2 separate regions of the Mus musculus genome follow, and region 2 is linked to region 1. The links are chromatin loops, found by intact Hi-C in ENCODE. Cell type or tissue: heart. All regions are shown on one strand.

Region 1 (2,500 bases):
TGTTAAAAACACCAGAGGAGCAGAGTTTGATTTCTAGCCTCTATGTCAGCATATAGTTGTCTGTAATTTCCAGGGGGGGGGTCTGACACTTGTTTCTGATGTCCAAGGACTCCTGACCATATGTAGCTACACTCACACACACACATACACACACACACACACAGAGAGAGAGAGAGAGAGAGAGAGAGAGAGAGAGAGAGAGAGAGAGAGAGAGAGAATGAATGTGAGAAACCTCCAAGTTCTCCAGTTACCAGGTCTGTGTGTACACCATAGTGTTTCAAAAGAGGAACACTAAACCTCCAGCAGCCCAGAACCTGCAGTCCAATCTGCATTTATAGCCCACATAAATTCCAAGAGCCAGACTTAGACACAGTAGGACAGACAGACAGGCACAGGGTTTGTCACAGTGTTGTGACAAAGTTTCATAGAGGTATAATCCAATAGAGGAGCCCTGAGCATCTCTGTTCAGTTTCTACACTGTGAAATGTTTTAATGTTCTTTTCTTTCTTTAAAAACAAAACAAAACAAAACAAAACAAAAAAAAACAAATTAATCCACTGATTTAAGGCAGACTCTCATGTGGCTTGGGATAGCCAGGAACTCACTACGTGGCTAAAGATGACTTTGAACTACTGACCCTCCTGCCTTTATGTCCCAAATGCTGGAATTAGAATTGACCTACACCAATATATCCAGTTCATGACATGTTCTGACCAAGCCAGTGTTTCCTGAATGCTAGGCAAGTACTCTACTAACAGCTACATCCACAGCCTGGGCTCTGATGTCCTGAAGGAACCTGGATAAACAACACTACTAGAGTGTGAGTCTTATAGGAACAACATTGTCCCTTAGACTGGCATCCACGTGACCAGAGACTATGCACTGGACTCTGAAGCAATGTTAGGATTAGAGGGGATGTGGATATTGTTTTTCCCTTGACCTTCCTGTGTCCTTTGAGGGAGGAGCCAGCAGGAAGCAGGGGTGACATGTAGAGATGCCAGATGGTATGTGGGCTGGTTCAGAGAACCCTAACTTTGATATTGGAGTAATCCTGCTGGATTTATCAAGCAATTGAGCCCTTAAGGGCTGCCTCATTTTAGAACTCTGACTTGCAGAGTTTGGTACAACATATTGGAATGTAGATTTTGGAGCATGACCAGTCAAAGGAAACCATTATTCTCATACAATCCCAGGAAACATAGCACTCCTCTGTTAAGATGCTGTTTTAAGGGTCAGCCCAGACTTGTATGGCCATAAACTGTTGTGTGGTTGTCTAGGGGATGCTGTAGCTATAAGCTGCCCACACGCATGGCTTCACCCAGAGGCACAGAGACTGGTGCACATTATCCATCCCTTCCTTCTCTGAGACGATTGCTTTGCTTTGACTGAACTGAGTTTCTCCCTGGGTTTGTTTCATAGACATTAAAAATAGCAGCCAGTTAGGCCCTCTGGCCTGGAATTTCCTGGAACCACCCACTGCAGGACACTGGGCTCAGGCTGTCACGGGCTCTTTCCCTGAGTCGATCCCACTCCACCCTTTGAGTCCAGCAGGAGTGTTAGGAACCAAGTGTATCCAGGGGTGAACTGGTGACATCCCTTCCTGAACCTGGGGTAGTTTGGAACTAAAAGGTCTCTTGGAGCTCTGGCAGTCTGGTTGGAGTAGGCCAGAACTGAAGATTGAGTCTGGTGTTAGAACTCAAGGACTCTGCTTCATTCTGTGTGTGATATTCTTCTCTTTTTAAAAAAAATACATTTTTTAATTAAGGTAGAATGACATCATTTTCCTAGCATGAACTACACAGTATTCTTTCCTTAACCTGCACTTTCTTACTTGGAAAATATGATTCAGGCATTCTCCCTAACTGACACTTCGCCTGTGAGATCACTGGCAACTAAATAAAGGCACAGAGGTGACTCCTAGCATTTCCCAGAGATGGATCTGAAACACGTGGCCCTACTTAGGATGACGTGGGTAACTCTGCTGATCAGGGGCAGCCCCCTACCACAACCCTCAGAGTTCAGTTGCATTTGCCTTTGAGAATACAGACTGTTGAGAAAACAAACAACAAAACAAAACAATTATCAGTCAGAGAGATTCAAAATAGATAGTGGTTCCTACCTGCATACTGATTCCTCGAGAAACAGGAGAGATCACACAGGAAAAAGTCAGGAAGTATGGTACCACCCATCTCCTCCTGCCAATGATACAGGGAAAATTATAGAAGTAGTTAAGAGGCTCACGGGCACAGGTGTATGCTGAGAATAGGCCAAACTACAGATGTTTTTGCTCTCAGCATAATGGACGCTGTCCTACATCATGCTGTTTCTGGAATCACTGTGTGATAAACTATCAGCTTAGAGATGGCAGACTAGTGAGGGACGCTAGGAAGCCTTCGTCTTCCCATGCCTTCCCTGACTATGCTGACCTCTCTTACCATCTTAGAGGGTGTGTTACAGACCTGAGCCCTGTCCTTCAGGTGCCTTTTGGTATAGCTTTCCT
Region 2 (2,500 bases), 230 kb before region 1:
GTGGTGCGGACTTTCAAACGCTGCCGGTAGGCAGTTCCGCCGCGGTGGAGCCCCTTGGCTTGGAGCTGGTGTGCAGGGCCCCGCCCGGAACTTCAGAGGGACACTGGGCTTGGGAAGCGACAGGAGCCTGGAATTGCAGCGTGGAGAATGGTGGCTGTGAGTACTTGTGCAATAGGAGCACGAATGAACCCAGATGCCTCTGCCCCAGAGACATGGACCTGCAGGCCGATGGACGTTCGTGTGCAAGACCTGTGGTTCAATCGTGCAACGAACTCTGCGAGCATTTTTGTGTCAGCAACGCTGAAGTGCCAGGCTCTTACTCCTGTATGTGTGAGACAGGCTACCAGTTGGCTGCAGACGGACACCGGTGTGAGGACGTGGATGACTGTAAGCAGGGGCCCAATCCATGTCCCCAGCTCTGTGTTAACACCAAGGGCGGCTTCGAATGCTTCTGCTATGATGGCTATGAGTTGGTGGATGGAGAGTGCGTGGAGCTTCTGGATCCGTGTTTCGGATCTAACTGCGAGTTTCAGTGCCAGCCAGTGAGCCCCACCGACTACCGATGCATCTGCGCTCCAGGCTTCGCACCCAAGCCGGATGAACCGCACAAGTGCGAAATGTTCTGCAATGAAACTTCGTGCCCAGCAGACTGTGACCCTAACTCTCCTACTGTTTGTGAATGCCCTGAAGGCTTCATCCTGGACGAGGGTTCCGTATGCACGGACATTGATGAGTGCAGTCAAGGCGAATGCTTCACCAGTGAATGTCGAAACTTCCCTGGCTCCTATGAGTGTATCTGCGGGCCTGACACAGCCCTTGCTGGTCAGATTAGCAAAGACTGTGACCCCATCCCTGTTAGGGAAGACACCAAGGAAGAGGAGGGCTCTGGGGAGCCTCCAGTCAGCCCTACGCCAGGCTCTCCGACAGGTCCCCCTTCTGCAAGGCCAGTGCACTCTGGCGTGCTCATTGGCATCTCCATTGCCAGCCTGTCCCTGGTGGTGGCGCTTTTGGCGCTTCTCTGTCACCTGCGCAAGAAGCAGGGCGCTGCTCGTGCAGAGCTGGAGTACAAGTGCGCATCTTCCGCCAAGGAGGTAGTGCTGCAGCACGTCAGGACTGATCGGACGCTGCAGAAGTTCTGAGGGATTTGCTCCAGAGACCCAGGTGGCCTTTGTCTTTCCGGGCTCTGTACCTCTCCTCTCCTCTCTCTCTCTCCAGCCTCCCAGCTGTGTTCTCTGGCAACTTAAAAGCACCCTGGCTGGTATAATAACCAGAGAAGAGCCCATCCTCTCAGGACAAGCGAGGGTAGGGAGGACTTGAAGCAGGACAGCCCAGTTTCTTCCAAGTAGATACTGGACAACTGGGCGGAGGTGGCAAATACAGCGGAGATCCCAGAGTACCCCAGTCCCTCACCTCACCTCCTAGTGCTGCTGATCTGTAGGCTTGAAGGCAAACCTTGACCCCATGGGCTGGAGATGACCCAGATATTTATTTTTTTTAAAGTATTTAGTATTTTCTTCCCTCCAGTTTTCTTCTGCTTGTAAGTCTCCAGCCCCCCACAGCTTTCTCAGTCCCTCCATTCCCCCCCTCCTGTCATTCTCCTCCCCAAACCTGATCATAACTTTGCCCTTACCGTTGTTTCCAAACTCTTATGTGAAACAGAAAAGAAACACTAAAAGCAGAAAACGTTCTTTTTCACTGGCTTTGGGTATTTAGTCAGAAATTTCAGGTAACCAAAGCAAAAGAATTTTAACAAAAGCTAAAATATTTCAGCTGAACACTAACTAGTCAATAGTGCTGGAATGTCACAGAAAATAAACTTAAGGAAGTAGGGTTTTTTTTTTTTTTGAAATCTTTGTTTTTGAAAGGGTGAGCCTGGGTTTTATGATTGTTGCTGTTGTTTTGAATGGGAATGACAAAAGAGGTCATTATTGTTAAGATTTTTATGCAGGCTCTACAGTGTTATTAATTTTTGACAGTGTTCAAAATGTGCAGAGGATCCTTTGTCCAACCCTTTGACATGACAATAGGACATTGCTATCTTGAGACATACTGGGCCACATTCATAGCTTTCCAAGGATGTATGTGGTCCTGCCTCAACATATCAGAGCCTGACAGATGGAAGCACCTTCCAGTAAAGCATGAGTTGTGTGCTTCGTGCCGAGCTGACTCTCAACTGTGCCTGCCCCTTGTAGTCCCGAAATACAAGCAATGTGCTGCTGAGGGAAACATGGAAACTTGGGAATGGAGTCTGGGGGTGCCTAGATGGGGCTTTCTTTTAATGAGACTCTTGAACAATATCTCGTAATTCAGAGGGATCTTCTAGCCCTGGCCACTGGCCTGTACACAAGAATTGGGACCTCGCTTGGGATCTGGCTAGAATTGCAAAATCCTAGCCCCCACCCCTGCCCCACCCCAGTGTGCCAGTTCATAAGAATCTGCATTTTGACAACATCCACAGGGACATTGTCCAGTCATTTCAGGACAACTGGTCTTAAGAGTT

What was found. Peaks named below come from ENCODE experiments on the same cell type or tissue, not always from the same donor. Only the 100,000 strongest peaks of a DNase experiment are listed, where the experiment ranks them.
Region 2: a loop joins it to region 1, with 10 times the contacts of the local background. A loop is called at or near these places in 3 of 42 quality-filtered maps.

The regions. Positions count from the first base shown.
Region 1 is chr2:148,170,298-148,172,797 of GRCm38, reverse strand. It overlaps Gm36597 (a long non-coding RNA gene), which reads right to left and starts at 2,191. Exons shown (of 3, transcript XR_375096.1): 1 at 2,120-2,191. In heart, no CTCF peak of the experiment used is centred here; DNase peaks (open chromatin) are centred at 937 and 1,497; H3K27ac peaks cover 925 bases.
Region 2 is chr2:148,404,852-148,407,351 of GRCm38, reverse strand. It overlaps Thbd (thrombomodulin), which reads left to right. Exons shown (of 1, transcript NM_009378.3): 1 at 1-2,500. The coding sequence ends at 1,139. Among named protein-coding and RNA genes, the nearest start is that of Thbd, 2.1 kb to the left of the region's middle. In heart, a CTCF peak has its summit at 1,001; a DNase peak (open chromatin) is centred at 991; H3K4me3 peaks cover 2,148 bases; H3K27ac peaks cover 1,375 bases; H3K27me3 peaks cover 1,430 bases.